Regions from separate parts of the Homo sapiens genome. Here region 1 is linked to region 2. Evidence: read pairs that join two places in POLR2A ChIA-PET (ENCODE). Cell type or tissue: PC-3. All regions are shown on one strand. Each heading gives the region's core, and the rest is flanking DNA. Links, peaks and the distances in the headings are about the cores only. Region 1 overlaps VTI1A (vesicle transport through interaction with t-SNAREs 1A). Region 2 overlaps VTI1A (vesicle transport through interaction with t-SNAREs 1A).

The links. Peaks named below come from ENCODE experiments on the same cell type or tissue, not always from the same donor. Only the 100,000 strongest peaks of a DNase experiment are listed, where the experiment ranks them.
Region 1: POLR2A ChIA-PET joins it to region 2 with 13 read pairs; 3 of 35 experiments call an interaction of 5 or more read pairs at or near these places.

Annotation. Positions count from the first base shown.
Region 1 is chr10:112,605,561-112,615,663 of GRCh38, reverse strand. The region is part of intron 5 of VTI1A (vesicle transport through interaction with t-SNAREs 1A); the gene reads right to left. It overlaps LOC124902503 (a long non-coding RNA gene), which reads right to left. Exons shown (of 2, transcript XR_007062292.1): 1 at 1-10,103. Among named protein-coding and RNA genes, the nearest start is that of MIR4295, 24 kb to the left of the region's middle. In PC-3, for the core only: no CTCF peak of the experiment used is centred there; no DNase peak of the experiment used is centred there.
Region 2 is chr10:112,681,954-112,692,056 of GRCh38, reverse strand. The region is part of intron 7 of VTI1A (vesicle transport through interaction with t-SNAREs 1A); the gene reads right to left. Among named protein-coding and RNA genes, the nearest start is that of MIR4295, 53 kb to the right of the region's middle. In PC-3, for the core only: a CTCF peak has its summit at 2,568; a DNase peak (open chromatin) is centred at 4,246.

The DNA.
Region 1 (10,103 bases), core at 2,686-7,685, 77 kb after region 2:
CCCTATTACACACTTTAACAGCCCTTTGGACTTTCCATCAATCCAATTAATATGGCTTAAAATTTATATATTTTAATGTCTATTTCCATTATTAGGCTGTAAAGCCCATGAGGGCCAGGGAGGTCTATTTTGTTCACCACCAACTCACCTGTACCTAACAAGTGTCTGCCACGTAATAGGGCCTCAAAAATATGTGTTAAATAAACAACTTCATTGTTGTGACTCATCCAAACAAAAAGAGATGTGTTCTCTAGAAAAAGTTAAAGTGAAGACTCCCTTGACAATATCCATCAGGACCTGAGATGTAAAAGAACTATTCCTAAATACTAATTTATATCACTTTTCTGCTGCCATCTGTTTTCCAGATGGAAATCTCTCCATCTATAGTATCTCAGAAAAACCTTGCCCTTGCTAAACTACTGTGACAGTTTATTCTTGCAAATAATTTTTCCTTTAAGATGTTCAATAACTTCACATTTAATGCTAATATATATCTTCCAGAAAGTCAATATCATGGACTGCCACAGTCTTATTGGAAATCCTTAACCCATTGCCAATACAAATGTTAGATACTTATGGATTTTTAGGTTTTTTTTCAGCTAATAATTTCAACAATGATCCATTTGCCACATATTTGGGAAATCTGAATTCCATTATCTGTGTACTCCATCCCTTTCCTTGGATTGATCCATCAATATGATTCTATTTAAAAGCTACTTTCCTATGCTGGTGGTGTGCTTATGAAAAAAGAAAAAAAAATAACGGCACATTTTGTGTCCCTATTCTCATCTGTGAAACTGACCTTGCTTTCTGCTGAGAGCCTTGCTGTCACAGATCTCACAAGATTTTCAGTGTTGTAATTTCTTTCATAACTGTGCCTTGTGACCAGTATCTGACAATAGCCTCTTGGATTAACCTGATTTCACAAACTCACCAGGCCCATAAAATCTAACCTGACTTCACAACTGACCAGGCCCATAAAATCTCCACAAGTCCTTCAAGATGCCCAACTGTCTCAGTGTCTACCTGTCCATTAAAATATACAGGAGCTCTCTTGGATAATGTATAGTTATCTAGGTACAGAAAACAAACCCCCTTCAAAGCTTCTTCTTTTATTTTTTTGGAGAATCCCCTTTTAAAGATAATTTCTTATAAGAGACTAAGTTGGTGAGCCAACCACCAGGCATGATGAAGCCATGGGCGGTCTCTTTCTTTTTCCCATAAACTTATGGTAAGCCACAAAAGAGTGAACCAAATATTAACCGCTGCTGTCTACACTTTCTCCCCCTCAAGTGTAGTAAGGTCTCATTCTATTCTTAAAAAAATAAAAGCGCCACCTTAGGTGACAAGGGCATGAGTAAACAACACGTTGTGAAGAAGTACTTCAACATTTGATAATGCCAGATGCCTGATGCTCTTGTACCCTCACAAGGCCTAAAGAAAAATTGCTTCTTAAGACTCAAGACCACGCATGGCACAGGTACAAATGAGGGTTACCTGTAATTCCCTTCTTTAACTAACGAACTCAGGGGTTAACTGAGCACATTTCCATGAGTACAATCAACTTACTGGAACCTATGTGCATTACTTCCTCTAAAACCCACTTCTCTTTGTAAAAAATTGAAAAAAATATGAACATATTTTCACCATATGAAACATGGATTTCTAGAGACTGCTGAATGGGAAAAATGGACGAAAAAAAAGGAACAGCAAGAACAAAAAAATGGTTAACAGGAGGCTGATGTGTTTCCCAAGCACAGCAATATGAGCTTAATTGAGGCTGACGCATGACAGACTCGCATGTACAGTATCGCCCAAGCTCCGACTGAAGCTGCTGACAGAGGGTAAATGGTGCACGGCAGCAGGGCTTGCCCTGGCCTGGCATGGCAACGAAGTGCACTGAGCCTGTCAGGAGATAGCATGAGGGCTAATGAAGGGCAGCCCTTGTTTTTAAAATTCTTCTCACTTAGTTTTGGATCAGACTCTACACCATGAAGCCTTCTCAACCTTTTAGTGCTCAGTTAAGGATATGTGACACTTATTTAAAAATTAATGCATTCTAATCAATTTAAAGTTAGGCAGTGAAGAGTCTGCAAAAGAGGGGATACAAAAAGAGCAAAAGGCAGAAGGAGAAGAGAAAAAAAGAGGCCGAGAGAGAATGAGCTCTACAGAGAGGGGAGAAGGTGAAAGGCATAAGAAATACAGCATAGGAAGTACCTCAGTGTTTTTAGACATCTTTGTATAAATAATTTTGTAAAGATAGCCATACCAACATAAGAAGTGGGGGGAAACGAAACATATTCTTTACATATTCTTCCAATAGGATAAAAATTCTAGGAGCCAAAGTGTGAAAAGACAAACGCAGCAAAAGAAAAATGTTAACCTTCACGAAAGATGCACAATTGTAACTTTTTAAAAAGACCAACTTTTTTTTCAGCAACTAAAAGACTATTATTAAATAGTATATTGAATGGTATAAAATAGTATATCCCGTTATTAAAACGTCCTCTTCATCTCCCCATTCGGCAAAGTCTTCCAAAATGACTGGAAATGTGTACTGAATATATGCTTTATTAGAAAGAGTAATATTTATTCACTCTGTTGAATAAGTATTAACATTGAGAAAATTAGTATCATTTTTAAAAAAACAGCCATTATCTATAAACCAGAAAGAAGAAAATGGTCTGTTTCCTACCTCACAGCCACATTTGTAAAATATTCAGGTTATATGCAAAATAAATGGCAAACATTGAGAAGTGACTAGGTGTCCAAACAGGCAGGCGTAGATATCTATTATCTGTTTTATTTTTCTCTATTGTCAAGATAGGAAAATGCTTCATTATAACTTTTATTTACATGTTTTGGGTATGCAAAAAATCACAAGAAATTTATATTTTATAGGTTATTATCTACAAAGCCTTCTTTGAAAAGGTACTTGTGGGTTGGGCATGGTGGCTCATGCCTATAATCCCAGTGCTTTGGGAGGCTGAGGCAGGAGGATCACTTCAGGCTGGGAGTTCTAGACCAACCTGGGCAACACAATGAGACTCCTATCTCTACAAAAAATTCAAAAAATTGGCTGGATGTGGCAGCATGTACCTGTAGTTCCAGCTAATCAGGAGGCTGAGGTGGGAGGATCATCACTTGAGCCCAGGAGTTTAAAGTTACAGTGAGTTATGATCGTGCTATTGCACTCCAGCCGGGGTGACAGAGTGAGCAAGACCCTGTCTCTTAAAACAAAAACAAAACAAAACAAAAAGGTGCTTGTCTTTTTATTATAGTATGACTAGTAGGAAGCAAGAAAGAAATCACTCTAGGTTATCCAAATGTATGTATGACGACCAAAATTTAATTTAGACTGAAAACTATTGTTCTAGTTTCTACCAATCTTAATTAAAACCGTGTTTTCCTTTCTAGACCTCTCTAGGACAAATCACTATCTGACCAGATTGGGTACCCGATTGATAATAGAAAATGAGAGTAGACACTTTTTTAGTCACATGAAAATCCTGATACCTCAGTTTTCAAACTTACGATAAAATGGCTTTTTTATTTTTAAAAGAATTTGAGAATCCATAGGTTTGTATCCAAGAAAAAATAACTCTAATAATTACCTTTCTCAAGGCTGGGCACGGTGGTTCACGCCTGTAATCCCAGCACTTTCGGAGGCCGAGGCGGGCGGACCACGAGGTCAGGAGATCAAGACCATCCTGGCTAACATGGTGAAACCCTGTCTCTACTAAAAATACAAAACATTAGCTGGGCATGGTGGCAGGCGCCTGTAGTCCCAGCTACTCAGGAGGCTGAGGTAGGACAATGACGTGAACCCAGGAGATGGAGCTTGCAGTGAGCTGAGATAGCGCTACTGGACTCCAGCCTGGGCGACAGAGCGAGACTCCGTCACAAAAAAAAAAAAAAAAAAAAAATTACCTTTCTCACCAAATGGGCTTTACCAAAGGTGACTATTTTGTCAGATTTTGCAATTAGCAAAACTCACTTTTTCTTCTTCTTTTCTTTCTAGATTTGGTTTTTATATGCGAAAAACATCAATTTAGGTGCTGACATTAAAAATTAATTATTTTCTATGGCATAATCTTGATGACCTCTAAGGAACTCAACAAGCTTCCCACTGAACCTCACCCTCATTTTACCATGTAGTTTGAGAAAGGTCATCATACACAAGTACATTTTACACAAGTGATCAGAATAATATGTTGCCAAATTACCAGGGAGCTTTTAAGGAACTGCCGTATTGGAAGCATGGACAATCAATCAGAACTTCTAATCCTTCCAAAAGTCCTTCCAAGTTACTTGCTACATAGCATGATGATGAAAACAATGAAAAACAATGGCAATAAAAAGAGTAGAGAATCAAGCTCAACAGATAATACATTTTATTCTGTTCTACCTAGGTCCAATGAGACAAGAAATCTTATTCACAAGTCATCCCTAGAACCGCTGGACTTTGGCCACAGCAAGTAACATTACTCTATTGTCGTTTCTTCTAAAGATTATTAGGATTTGTCAATGTCACCATGCTGGGACAGCTCTCATTACAAATGGCTGAGATTAAAAGTAGCTCTAAGTTTCTTTACAGTGAACATAAGAAAATTTGGTATTAAGAAAGTAGCAAAAATCTGCCTGACAACAACTGATAGACATTTTCATTTCACGTGTTGGACAGTCCACACAGTCTAGATCCATCCTAAAGTTCAGAGGGAATGTAATACTTTTTTTTTTTTTTTGAGATGGAGTCTCGCTCTGTCGCCCAGGCTGGAGCGCAGTGGCGCGATCTCAGCTCACTGCAAGCTCCGCCTCCCGGGTTCACGTCATTCTCCTGCCTCAGCTTCCCGAGTTGCTGGGACTACAGGCGCCCGCCACCGCGCCTGGCTAGTTTTTTTGTGTATTTTTAGTAGAGACGGGGTTTCACCATGTTAGCCAGGATGGTCTCAATCTCCTGACCTCGTGATCCGCCCGCCTCGGCCTCCCAAAGTGCTGGGATTACAGGCATGAGCCACCGCGCCCGGCCGAATGTAATTCTTAAATAGGTATTTTGTCCTAAGTTCTGAGTAATAAGCTATCAAAGCAAAACAAAAGAAATGTACACAGATTTATTTTTTCTTTTGGCAAAATTATTTTATTCATTAGGTCATAATATTAGAGTCAACTGTCTAAAAGAAATTTGAGTAGGAGATAAAAATTGGACTGGATGATTTCAAAGATCCTTTCCAAATCAAAGATTCTTTGACTTTATGCCACATTTTGCTTGGTGTTTTGGTTTGGGAAATGCCTCTGAAAGGAAAATGAGATTACAAGGCTCAAGAGATTATTGATTTTGGGGGCTTTTACCTAGGGCAACAACAGCTCATCATTGGCTTCTTTGAAGCTCTTACAGACACTCCTGGGGCCACCCATGTTTTCCACAGGCTTTGCCACAGTGTGGTCCTAAATGGATCATCTTGAAAAAACTTGAGGAAAAAAAAAAAAAGACTGGAAAAGTATATAATTTTTATGATTCCCCCTGAACACTGAAGATGATTTTAACTGGAATAAGGCCAGTTAAATGCGCCTCATTTTTTTTTCTTTTCCTGTGTGTTTTGTTTACCACACTGTTTCTCTTTTCCTATGTGTTTACCACATTTTTTTTTCTGCAAATATTGTACTTGAAAGCCAGGGTGCAGTCTTTGAAAATGCCTAGGAATAAACTGCCATTATTTTGTGATAATAAGACTAAAACTTCCCTATCCTTTTAAAAGTGAGATTCAGAGTACCATTCTGGACGGAGCCATTTGCCTAAGGGCCATGGAGACTTCAGCAGCAAACCCCTTTCCACATGGATTTGGGACCGCTGCTCCATGAGGCACCACTGAATCTGGCAAACAAAACCCAGAACATTTAATTCACCAATGTGATTTCATTTTTTTAAAATTGAGGGCGTAATAATATGTCAGGGAGGGATGCATACTGGATAAATGCTTAAAATAATTTTATGATGACAAAGTATTCAGAAGAAAGACTTTAAAAAATAGAATGTTTCTAAAACAAGAAACATGGCTTCTATGCAGAAATAAGGTCATATAATTACATTATAAAAATCTACCATACCATTCATGTATCCATTCAACATTTATTGTCTTCTACTATACTCAAAAGTATTAGATTCAGGAAGAGGACTTTGAAAATTAACAAGATCTGATCCCTGTCGTCACAGAGTTTACACTCAAATTATTCCCCCATCCTCTTCATCATTACTACAAATGTAATTACTTTTAAAGTGATTTTTAACTACCCAAAAGAAGTTTTTCATATTTTTAATGATCTTGTTCCAAAGCTAAGACTACCTTCATTAATTTAACCATGTTAAATGTTTGTTCAATATTACTTGCTTCCTTTTCTTAGAATGAGTTCTTATTTTAATGAATTCTCCTTCAAAGAGCAAAAATACACCTCATCACTTAATCCTTTCCCAAAGCATATGCCCAGCTTTTTGGTAGGATTAAGCAGCACAGTATAAGAGGAACTTCTTAAAACGTACTGATATAGAAATAAAATAAGATTCACCAAATCTTTATCATAACCATATATCCCACCAAAAAACCATTTTCCAATGATAATTATTTCTATAGATTTCGATTTCCAACTTCATTTTTACTAGTATACATTTTGTTAAAATATTTTTAAAGTACAAATATTTGACTGAAGATATTGTCACTGCAAAAGCTGCTACATCTCATGATAGCTACAGGAACAGACACATGCTAATTAAGATACTAAAGAAGTGAAAAAGCATCCTGATCATTTAACATCAGTTTCAAGCAATATGGAAAGAGTAGAATAAGAAACAAGAGATGTTGAAGATGTTATTTTCCTGACCAAGAAAGGTCAGACATAGTGCATCAGAATGCTGCATCTTAAGAAAATCATTATTTTAACTGCTGAAATTCCAGTGAATAGAATTGTTTTCAAATATTAAAATCTCTGTGGTAGGCTCTGACCTCAGAATAACAAGAAAATGACAGGTGCTTATCTTTCCGAATATAAAAATGACCCTTATTGTAAGGTCATCATATAAAAGGCCTATTTCCCCTTCATGAAATAAATAATTATACCAGTGATTAGATATATTTGCCCACATGTCTACATGTGGTTTAAGTGGTCATTTCAATGACTTAAATATAGAAAAGAACTAACACCTACAAACTTTAAAAACTATAGTCCAAGTGGCCCATAGGCTTTGTGTATCATTTTTCCTTGGCAAATTATTTATACAGCTTCCTCAAAAACCCCATAAATGTTCTTTTTAAACAAATCGCACTTTATTTATCACATCAGGCATACACTGTTTTAAATAGCTGGTTTTCTATATATATATGCATATGTATGTATGCATGCATGTATGTAACAGCACTGTAAATGATGTGGAAGTCTTGTCTAATTCTACTGGAAGGGTATCTTCTTTAAGAAATTCTAAAAGGCTTAAAGTAAAATTTTTCAAAGGAGGAAGCTGTAACGTGAGTGTCTGTGTCACAGAAAGGGTTTACAGTAGAGTTCTGTGGTAGCCAGCCCCAAGATGGCCCCCAATACCTTTTGGGAGCAGACACCCTTATGTAGTCCCTCCCACGTTGTATCAGGGTTGGTCTATGTGATCAAAAGAATACTGCGGAAGTGATGAGGTGTCAATTCCAAGGTTAGGTTATAAAAGATGCTAAGGCTTTTGTCTTGGCTATTCTCACCTACACTCTCTCTTAGAGACGTCAGCTGCCATGTTGTGAGAACACTCACTTATGGAGAGGCCCATGTGGATACTTGCCTATGAAGAAGCCCAAGGGATGGAATAAAAGCACAAGGCTTCCAGACAGCAGCAATTTGAGTGAGCTTAAAAACAGATTTTCCAGCCCCAGTCAAGTGTGCTGATGACTACAGCCCCAGCCTACAGTTAATTATAACCTCATGAGTCCGAGAGACCGAGTCAGAACCATCTGGCTATGCCACTCAAGAATCCATGACCCAAAGACACAGTGTCAAAATGAATGCTTATTATCTCAGTTTTGGAGTAATTTCTTTCATAACAAAGGACAAGTAATAGAAGTGGGGCAGTAGGATACTTTTCCATTCAGAAAATCTTTCCTACCTTCCCATTTTAGGCCAGGCACTGTGCTAGGCACTGAGGATACTGTGATGAATAAGACAAAGTCAGTCTCTGCTCCTGGAGTTGTTGGTGTAGAGTGGGTACAGTGCAGTGAACAATTACAATGATGTCTTAAGTGCTGTAACAGGGGAAGTATAACTGCTCTGCTATCTTGGCTCACCTCCTGCCTATATGGTCTTGGACAGCCACTCAATCTCTCTGTGACTTAGCTTTCTTTTTTTTTTTTTTGAGATGGAGTCTTGCTCTATCACCCAGGTTGGAGTGCAGTGGTGTGATCTTGGCTCACTGCAACCTCTGCCTCCCGGGTTCAAGTGATTCTCCTGCCTCAGCCTCCCAAGTAGTTGGGATTACAGGTGCCCACCACCATGCCCAGCTAATTTTTGTATTTTTAGTAGAGACAGGGTTTCACCATGTTGGCCAGGCTGGTCTCGAACTCCTGACCTCAGGTCATCCACCCACGTCAGCCTCCCAAAGTGCCTGGATTACAGGAATGAGCCATCATGCCCAGCCAACTTAGCTCTCTTATCTTTAAAATGTGAATAATAACACTTACCTCTTGGGTTGCTGCGAGGATGAGAAATAACATATGTAAAGCACTTGACATAAAGTTGGTGTTTAATACTACGTGGTAGCTGTTGCCACTAGGACTAGGTTCTTTAAAAATAGGAAGCTAATTTGATTGTGAAAACTAGTATTTCATTTTAATAGCATAAAGGACAAAATTTAACAAGGAAACAGAAAAGTGAGTCTTCCCTCTAGTTCTTTTCCCATTCTCATCTTAGCCATCAGTCACTAATAAAACAAATGTAAGTGTCTGTTCAAGTGTCATTAACTAGTGGGCAGCTGAGCTATGGTCCTAGACATGTAATATGAAGAAAGTACTAGGAGTAACTGAAAAAAAGAACAACAAATCTATAGGTATTTACTTGGGCCCAGCTGTGCACAAGGCAATGAGAAAGTTGTGATGGGGAAATGCAGACATTAGTTCTTGTCCTCACACAGCTCATAACTGTCTTATGGTGACTTGCCCCACTTCCTGGAAATAATGAGGAAAAGCACCAGTAAGTGACAAATGAGTGGTAAAGGATGCTGGTTATGGAATTCGGGGGAGGAGCAGCACACCACGGGTGGTGAGGGCATGAAGACTTGATGCTCAAGCTGGTAAGAGTTATATCAGAATAGCACGCAATGGCCGGGCGCGGTGGCTCACGTCTGTAATCCCAGCACTTTGGGAGGCCGAAGTCGGTGGATCACCTGAGGTCAGGAGTTCGAGGCCAGCCTGACCAACATGGAGAAACCCCATCTCTACTAAAAATACAAAATTAGCCAGGGGTGGTGGCGTGCACCTGTAATCCCAGCTACTCGGGAAGGCTGAGGCAGGAGAATTGCTTGAACCCAGGAGGAGGAGGTTGTGGTGAGCCGAGATCACGCCATTGCACTCCAGCCTGGGCAACAAAAGCAAAACTCTGTCTCAAAAAAAAAAAAGAAAAAAAGAAAAAAAGAAAACTAGCACACAATGGCCTAAAGACTACATGTGGTCTTGTTTTGTTTGAAGAGTTTTGTTTGACTCACACAGTGCTTTAAAAATTGGATACTTTAAAGAGAACATACTATTTTCTAGCTTTGTGTGAAAAGTTGGATGGTCCAATAACTTAAGATGCACTCTCCACCACAGCTGTCCTTTCTAGGGACAGGGTGTGTGCCAATTCCCATACCCCTGTGTTCCACCTCTGGCCTATTTTACTCACATCCTTTCCCTGTAAGGCCCTTCTAAGCCATCATAATTGTGGAGGTAAGAATGACATGGAGCTGCAAGCACAGGCGGCTGGATGTGGGTAGGTAGATAGTGGCCTTAGTTGCAAGGAAAATGCCTACTGTCTTTCACTCCATCTGTCTTACACAAGGCATTTCTTGCTTGTCTCCAGATATCTGAGTTACAGACTCCTGGTGTGGA
Region 2 (10,103 bases), core at 1,642-6,641:
CATGTGTGGCAGCTATCTTTATCTTATTAATTAATTACTCTTAATTAGCATAACTAATAATTATTAAGACATTAGAAACAGTATTGAAGATATGTGGACTGGCTTGAAATAGTGTCACTTGCACTTCCACAGCATGCATGGAAAGGTTATCAGAATGCAGTGATCCCAATTGAGTCTCCCTGAATGGTGTCCTTGAATTCAGATTTTGGTCTGAATCCATCCATTCAAGGGAGGATTTTACCATGTCACTTTGACTAGAAGGTTAGCCAACTCCCATTGCTGCATAGTCTCACATCTGCCTCAAGTGAACCTTCCATGCAAGTTGCTGTCAATGTACCCTCCCATCAGGAAAGAGGACAGGACTTCATTGGGCCTATTGGACATGCTGAGTGATGGTTTTGTGCATGCCTGCTAACTCACATTTCTATGTATGCCTGAATCCAGGCTGAGATTTGCTTTCATTTGGATATATCACTTGTGATACAGGCATAGCCCTCAACCACCTCCAATTCCTCTGCCTCGAAATGTAGCTACTGTCCACCAAGAAGAACCTAATCATTGTGAAAGACCAAATTTGCTACAGTCATATCTCAACTAAACTAGCTCTCTCAGAGAGATTAAGTGATTTGTCCAAAGTCACATAGCTAGTTGGCAGTAGAACTGAGTTTAGAATGTAGGGTTCCTTGCTACATCTTCCCATCCAACAGTTGTAGGCCAAGGATGCTCATACCAATTATCTGTGGAACTTTCATTTATTTATTTATTTATTTATTTATTTATTTATTTATTTATTTTTGAGGCAGAGTCTCATTCTGTTGCCCAGGCTGGAGTGCAGTGGCATGGTCTTGGCTCACTGCAACCTACACCTCCTGTGTTCAAGAGACTCTCTCACCTCAGCCTCCCAAGCAGCTGGGAGCACAGGCACACACCACCATGCCTGGCTAATTTTTTTGTATTTTTAGTAGAGACGGGGTTTCGCCAGCCTGTTCTTGAATTCCTGGCCTCAAATGATCCGCCTGCCTTGGCCTCCCAAAATGCTGGAATTACAGGTGTGAACCACTTTGATCGAACTATGGGACTTTAAAACAATGCATATGCACAGGCCCAGCCTGGGAAGTTCTCATTCTGAAGGAGGGCTGGGGCAGGGGCACCTATGGCTAGGGCAGGACCTATGTTTTAAAAAGAATCTGTGCAGGTGACTCTGATGCACACACATATAATAGACAATCATGGGGCTATTGCATGGATACTAACAGGTACCATCTATTGTACATTTTCTACAGGCCCAGTCCTGTGATGGATGCTTCACATGCTCTATATTTTTCATTTTTACAACTAGCCAGCTAATAAATAAGGTGTTTTTAGCATTTTACCGATGAAGAAGCGAATTCAGAGAGAAGTCCAAAGTGACAGCTTATAAATGGCAAGATGGAGATTCCAACCGAGAATCTCCATAGACCCTGCTCTTAACTGTCACACCCTGCTATATGCTATGGAGCATAAAGTTGCTCAATGGCACAGGTCACAAACCTACAGGTTACAGGTGGGTAATGTAAATGAGGAAAATAGGTCAAATAGGAACTGGGGTGAGCTGGAGGCCATGTGGCCCTTTAATGGGTTCTGAGTGTTTGGATGCTTTAAGAGCAATGATGGAGAGCAACCGGAACTCTCATCCATGTTTATGGGACTGCAAAATGGTTCAGTGTCTTTGGGAACAATCGGATAGGTTCTTATAAAATTAAACATATACTTACCATATGACCCATCAATCCTACTCCTAAGTATTTACCAAGAGAAACGAAAACCTATGTCTGCAAAAAGATATATACACAAATATTCACAGCAGCGTTATTTAAAATAGCCCCAAACTGGAAGCAACTTACACATTCATCTACTGGTGAATAGATAAATTGTAGTATACCCCCACTCTGGAATATTACTCAGCAATTAAAAGGAATGAAATACTGACATATGCAACTACATGGATTAATTTCAAAAGCTCTATGCAAATGAAAGAAGTCATATACAAAAGATGACACACTGTATAATTCCATTTACATGAAATTTTAGAAAAGGCAAAACTCTAATGTCAGGAAGCAGATCAGTGGCTCTCTGTGGCAGGGTGGGGAAAGAGATTTGAATGCAAAGGGGTAGGAGGAAACTTCTGGAGTGAGGGAACTGTTCTATATCTTGATGTGTGGTGGTGGAGCAAGGCAACACAGCTGCATATGCATACCAACAAACATCCAACTCTACAGTTAAAATGGGTGAATTTTGTTGTATGTAAATAATAATTAAAAAAAAAACTGTGCAGAGCAAAAGTAAAAAAATCTGTAGGCCACTTGTGGCCCACAGACTTCCAGTTTTCAACCTCTGGTCTCAGTGGAGAGATTCTGCTTTAGCTGCCCCGAGGAAATACAAAAGATGACAAAAAGTCATCCATCATCCTCCCCAGGGCTGGGCTCAGGAAGAACGGTGACGTTTTCGTTTATCCCCCTCTTCCAATTCTCTGTCCTCCTTCATCACATACAAAATGCTCCCATGCTGCCCCCTGGCTGTCCAGCACCTCCTACCAGGGCACCCCACCCATGTCTCCTGGAGTCAGCTCCAAAACCACCCTTCCCTCAGGCCCTCCTCCTGACCTCCAGAATGCAGAGGCTGCCCCTCAGTGCTTTGTGCAAGGTGGAGACACATTACACTTGGTTAACACATGACCAGGTAGGTGCACATGACTGTTACTGATGACATTTCCAAGCACTGACATCTGATGAAGACAATGCATGGAGCCTTAACCCAAGTTCAGTATTACCTTCCAGTCAGGTAGGGAATACCTTGGGAAAAGTGGGGCTATTTCTGGAATTCACTGCACTTTTCCCTACCAGAGTGACTTGCCTGCTCTGCTTATACATACATTTTTGTCATCAATATTATCATCAAACACGTTAAAATTAATACATGCAAGTGGTTTGGATGGTCACTATAGAAAGGTACAAATAATTCTCAGTACCCAGTTGTCAAAACTGAGAGTGCTCTTAAATACCAGGCTGAGGAGCTCTAAGGACATGCTAGAGGCAGCCCTTTTATTTTCTGAAACCAAATTAATGTCAACCACACACTGCTGGGCTTTCCTGAGCCTCCATATATGTCATAATAACTTGATTTTTAAAAAACCCACTACTGACAATAACTATAATAACTATGAAAAATTGGCATTAGTAGGCCAGGCACAGTGGCTGATGCCTGTAATTCCTGCACTTTGGGAGGCTGAGGTGGGTGGATCACCTGAGCTCAGGAGTTTGAGACCAGCCTAGCCAACATGATGAAACCCCGTCTCTACTAAAAATACAAACAAACAAACAAACAAAAAATAAGCTGGGTGTGGTGGTATGTGCCTGTAATCCCAGGTACTAGGGAGGCTGAGGCAGGAGAACGGCTTGAACCTAGGAGGCGGAGGTTGCAGTGAGCCAAGATTGCGCCACTGCACTTTAGCCTGGGCAACAAGATCAAAACTCCATCTCAAAAAAAAAAAAAAAAAGAAAAAAATTGACATTAGTAGTACAAGCTGCAATGTTAACAACAAAAAGGCAGAACTTAAAACTGGCTACACTACAATTAGAGCCATATGAAGAAAAATGTCAACAGATGAATAAAAAGTAAAAACTAAAAAAAAGGGAGGGGAGAGATCATTGTAGATGGGGTAGGTTATGGTGTTAGGAGTGATTTTTTTTCCTTTTCTTTAAAAAAAAGTTTTCTTTTGCTTTGACGTTACTATTTGTGTAATAAAAATGAGAAGAAAAAGACTTGGCCAGGCATAGGGGCTCACACATATAATCCCAGCACTTTGGGAGGCTGAGGCGGGCAGATTACCTGAGGTCAGGAGTTCGAGACCAGCCTGGCCAACAAGGTGAAACCCTGTCTCTACTAAAAATACAAAAATTAGCCGGGCATGGTGGCGCACATCTGTAATCCCAGCTACTTGGGAGGCTGAGGCAGGAGAATCGCTTGAACCTGAGAGGCAGAGGTTGCAGTAAGCTGAGATCGCGCCACTGCAATCCAGTCTGGGTGACAGAGCAAGACCCAGTCTTAAAAAAAAAAAAAAAAAAAAAAAGACTTGGTCACCGGCCAGGATGGTTCCATATCATGTCCATTGGTTCATGTCTGTAGGGCTGTGCCCATTTCCTTCTCACAGATCTGCAAGGCCAAGATGTTCTGCAGTACCCTGCCAGGTCCTCTCAAGTACTCTGTCAGCTTTAGTCATGCTGATGAAATCAGCCCCTCCTTCTTCTGAGGCTGGCTGTTTTGTATCTCTATTTGCAAGCAGAAATAATAAAAGCCAGAGAACTTGATCAACGAGGCAGTTGTGCACCAAGAATGAACCCCAGTGCCCAGAGATGGGTTTCATTCTGAAAATGTTACAAAATAATATCTTGACAAGACATATTGTTGATACATTTTTCCCTAAAGCAAAACTGGGTGAAAATTTTCAAGTCCTATTAAAGCAAAATTGTTGCTTAAAAAAAAAGTTGCCGGGCGCAGTGGCTCACACCTGTAATCCCTGCACTTTGGGAGGCCGAGGCGGGCAGATCACGAGGTCAGGAGATCGAGACCATCCTGGCTAACAAGGTGAAACCCCATCTCTACTAAAAATACAAAAAATTAGCCGGGCGTGGTGGTGGGAGCCTATAGTCCCAGCTACTCGGGAGGCTGAGGCAGGAGAATGGCGTGAACCCGGGAGGTGGAGCTTGCAGTGAGCTGAGATCGCGCCACTGCACTCCGGCCTGGGAGACAGAGCAAAACTCCGTCTCAAAAAAAAAAAAAAAAAAAAAAAAAAAAAAAAGTTGTAGTATGCCTAGGCCTGTTTTGTTGATGTGGTGAAGTTTGATTTCATCCTTGCCTATCCAGGCTCTCTGATCTGATCTGCAGCTTCCTAAAGTCCTCCAGGATCTAGCCCTGGCTCCCCTCTACCCCTCCATTCACCGATTCTCAGCAAGGAATCTGATTATGCCACACTCAGCAGAGCTGAGGGAACAGGTTACAGCGGTGCCCACAGAGCATCTGAGAAGACAGCTCAGCTGCATGATCAAGGCAGCAAGCTCTAAAGGGAGGCATTTGGGCACCAGCTCAGTTTTGATGGCACAGTGCCCCTAAAGAAAAATTCCACCTTCTGGTGGAGTTCAATCCTGTCTATATACATAGTTTGTAGTACCTTTCAGAAGCCTTAGAAAAACACCACGAAACCAGTGATGTTCAAGAGGAAATAACGTGTGAAAAGAAAGACATCAATGGGTTACATGAAAACTATGAAAGAACTAGGCCCTTTAATAAGGTTCATTCTGTCCAGAGCATATAGTAGGCACTTACACCGTGGCTGACTTTGCGAGGCAGTATTTGAAATGGCCCCCGAAATCCTGCCTCACTATACCACTTAGAAGGACACTTAAACCTCAAAGAAGATTCATCTAAAGAAACTAGCACGTCGGAATTCATTTTCCCTAAGGCTTCCATGCCTTGTGTCAGTAAATCATCAATAATTAAATACCAACAGTTAAAACAGGACCACCCAGGCAGACAGGCCCAAGGGTAGGGCTATAGAAATAGTTTGTATGGCCCCCTTATCTAGGGCAATTTTAAAAATCACTCAGCTTCCAGTTTACAATGGTGCCTCTCCATGGATCCTAATGCTGCCCCTATCAAAGTGTCCATTACATTTGAATGAAGAAAATAGAAGATGATGAAAATTTACACCACCAAAACTTACATCACAAACTGCCAGAGCCTAGGATTTTCTACTGCTACAAAAAATGAACTGTGCTGAAAAATGAAAGAAGTGGTTCACCTGCCACATAGTCTTCTACTAGATAGAAAGTGCATGGTTTGTAACAACCAGAAATCAAGATGCAATCTCTCTTATAAGTATCGTAACTCAGGAGGTATTTGGACTGCTGTCTTCTTTTCCTTTTCTCCACATTCCCCATCTTGTTTCTGTTCCATATGCAGTAAGGAAACCAGAGTTCCCAGGAAAACAATAAATCAGTATTAGGTAGCTATAGAGAAGGTATGGCATCATGCACTGAATTCTGGGAACTGTGGTCTTCATAAATAGTGTGTTTTTTTGTGGTGGTGGCAGGGTAAGCTTGGGAAGGATATGACAGTTGTACACATAAGGGGTGGACATTTTTCCCAACAGAGTCAAGGAGTGGGAGAAGGAAGAAGTCTCATTTCTTTCCAATAAAGACAGTCCACAGACAAAGGGAATTGGGACAGAGGCGAGCATATCAAGCAGCTCTCCATTTGCAGATTCAAGAAGTCGTTTTGAAAAGTAACTAAATAAAAAACTCAAAATAACATGAGGTTGATGGGAAAAATCAATACTACAGAACAAGGGGGGAAAAAAACAACAACATCCTAAAGATTCTGAGAAAGAATGCGATTCTGAAACTTATGAACTAAAGAAACCAAAAAATGTTTTTGAAAATACTTTGGTGTCCTTAATAAAAACAGTAAGAAGGTAAAGCTTTATAAAGCCAGGGCAGAAAACGGTAAGGTAAGAACCAGCGAGACTTCAAGGAGATAAGAGATGAGGCAATAGGATAAAGAAAAGATTTCAAGGAAACCAGTAATGCAACAGCAGCATTAATACTCACATAACCAGCAGCACAGACTAGAAACAATGCTAGAGAGGGGAGTTAATGGTGTTGGAGATAAATGAGAAGAAAAAGAAGAGAAAAAAATTATTTTTAAAACATGACAAACATAAGAGATACAGAGGTCTAGTGTGAGAATCATGGATGATCCTGACACCAGAAAATTTGAAATGGAAGCAATAATCCAAGACATGATTTTTAAAAAACCGCTTCTGGTAGGTAGAGGGAAGACTTGAATTTGCAGATTTAAAGTTCTGTGATCCATGCAAAATGAGTGAAAGTCATCATATATAGAAATATCTAGACTCTGTTCAATTCCAAAGATTTAAAAAACCAAAACTAAACAAAGAAAACCTACAACATGTCACTCCAGAGTATCATAAATTGGTCTATTTTTCTGCTATTCTGAAACACGAAATGCCAGAAGACAATGGTTCCACATCTATAGATTCCTAAGAAGGGTAGGATCTAAAAATATTACGGCCAGCCCAATGTACACAGATACATACACATGTGTATGTCACATATATGCAGTTGGTGGCAGTTCCTATATAGAAAAAACAGATCCAAATCATATACCTTTCTTGAAAAGTTATTTGAAGATATATCCCAGCTGACTTCAAGATTAGAGAGCTAAGAACTCAAGAATGAGGAAGTCATAAAAGAGATGAGCAGGCCGGGTGTGGTGGCTCACACCTGTAATCCCAGCACTTTGGGAGGCCGAGATGGGCCGATCACGAGGTCAGCAGTTCGAGACCAACCTGACCAACATGGTGAAACCTCATCTCTACTAAAAATACAAAAAAGTTAGCTGGGCGTGATGGCCCGTGCCTATAATCCCAGCTACTTAGGAGGCTGAGGCAGGAGAATCTCTTGAACCCAGGAGGCGGAGGTTGGAGTGAGCCAAGATCACGCCACTGTACTGCAGCCTGGGTGACAGAATGAGACTCTGTCTCAAAAAAAAAAAAAAAAAAAGAGATGAGCATTTATTATCTTCAAGGATGCCACACTAAGCAAATAATATAGTTTATGAATGAAGATACATAGCTTCACTGTATAGCTATAAGCTAGAAAAAACCTGTATGTTTAACAGAAAGGAAATATTTCTATGAGGGAATACCATACAACCATATAAATAATGATTACAAAGAGTTTTTAATGGCATGGGAAAACACTTTCCGTTTACTCTTAATGCAAATAATAGGATATAAAGTTTTATATGTTGTACATAAAATACACAGAAAAAACTGGAATAAAATATGCCAATTAATAGTTGTGACCTTTAGCCAGTATAATTATGAATAATTTTCTCCCTGTTTCTTGATAACGTTTTTTACCCTTACAAAATAAGAGGTGTTTTTTTTTTTTTTGACACGGAGTCTTGCTCTTGTTGTCAGGCTGGCGTGCAGTGGCACGATCTCAGCTCACTGCAACCTCTACCTCCCGGGTTCAAGCGGTTCTCCTGCCTCAGCCTCCTGAGTAGCTGCGATTACAGGCACCCAGCAATATGCCCGGCCAATTTTTGTACTTTTAGTGGAGGCAGGGTTTCGCCATGTTGGCCAGGCTGGTCTCGAACTCCTGACCTCAGGTGATCTGCCCACCTCGGCCTCCCAAAGTGCTGGGATTAAGGTGTAAGCCACCGTGCCTGGCCCCAAATGAGAGGTTTTTAAAAATCCTTTGTTATTATAATAACTTTTTAAAACTTGGCAAAAATACAAATCACAAAGGCTATGTGGAAACTTTAAGATTATAATATTAAGTGAGTAGAGCAATATAATATTGAACTTGAAACATGACTGAAAGATTGGAAGGGAATACTTGGGTCAAAGGAATAGCTTGCTTCAAGGTACAGGGATTAAAAACAATTTTTTTATTTAAAAATTCCTTTAATATTACTATTTTCTGTTTTATAGGAAAAATATGATTTAAAAAGAATATTCCCAAATAAAACAAGTTAGTCATATCTTTGATATGGTAATATTGCAGAAAAACAAATCTTTCTGAGGTCAGCAACCACTTTCTGCCTATAGTCTACCAAAGACCACTCAGGTTCACTTTCATGTTCCTACCAATTACTAACTCAGGCCAAGCACTATAAGGGCAGGACCTTGTTATATGTTACACTCTCATCCCTAGTACTTAGCCCAGTGTTTGGGGAATCGCAACTGCTCCAGAAATATTTGGTGAATGAACAAATGAATAACAGAAGGAAAGACTATTTGATTTTATAGGTACATCTTTTGGTAAAAAGATTCTTTGCATTCATCTACTTTTTATAGCATCTCCAATGTTGAAACTACAAGCATGCTTTGCTTCAAGAATTCTCATCACTTATCATAGATTGCATGCTCTGTGGAAATCCAGCCAGAGCCAAAACCTGGTGCCATATTTTTATTTCTCTTTTTCCATTTCAAAAGAAAAAGCTGTAGTTAATTCTAATTTTCCTGCGGGCAGAGGGAAGAGGAACTTTTTATGTGTGTGAAAGAATGGCACCCCCTCCAGCCATCTGAGGACAGTTCCTCCCAGGAACACCTGTTTGCTCCAACTGAAGCCCATCCAAATTGAGTCCCCGGGATCAGGAGCGAGCTCTCCAAATGTCCCACCATTCTACAATATTTATTCCCCACCTGTCTGATGGCCATGATAGCTTGGGAATGCTCCAGCCAGGGAAAGCTGTTTCTTGGCCCTGACATGGCAGAGCTAACAGCAGCTAATGTTCATCCAGAATCTAGTCTGGATCCAGTCGCCCCAGAGTTTAAAAATGCTCCTTCTCTCTCAGTCTACCAGGCTTAGCAAAAGTTCTTAAGGAGGGGGAGGTAAATAATTTTTCATCTTCATATCAGCGTGTTGCAAAAACCAAAGTGGTATGTTTCATTCTCTGTTTCTTAAATCTGACTTTTGAGTTTTCTACTCATATTTAACACTTAGCATTCTGGTTTTATTAAATAGTTGCCCACTACTAAAAATGAAGATTGGTAAATTAATTTCTCCAAAAGGAAAACTGTTAAAATTCAGAAGGTAAAATACAATAAAAACAACCTTAAACACATAATTTAACATGTAATTCAGGGAAGAAAAAGAGGTGCCCACATCAAACTCTAGCTATAATAGTGAAATAATGTTTTATTTAAAAAATTCTATCCATGAGAAAACTGTATATTTGAAAAGCTTACATAAAGCCCTATAAAATAAGAGACCTTTTATCTCTTCCAGATCCATGAGCTCGAAAATACTTTATCTATGCAATTTCAAGGCACATAAAAACCCCAGTGAATAAATAAAATGTTCTTTTTTTCTTTATACAGATGCTTTAAAAATTATCCATATAAATAGCTTGGCCTTGAACAAACAGATTAAAAGACCTAAAAAGCTATGGCTTCAGATCATGTATACAGAATAGAAAATGAATGCTTTTCTTTATTGGCTGAGCAAGTTTTCTAATAACTAAATTTCTATAAG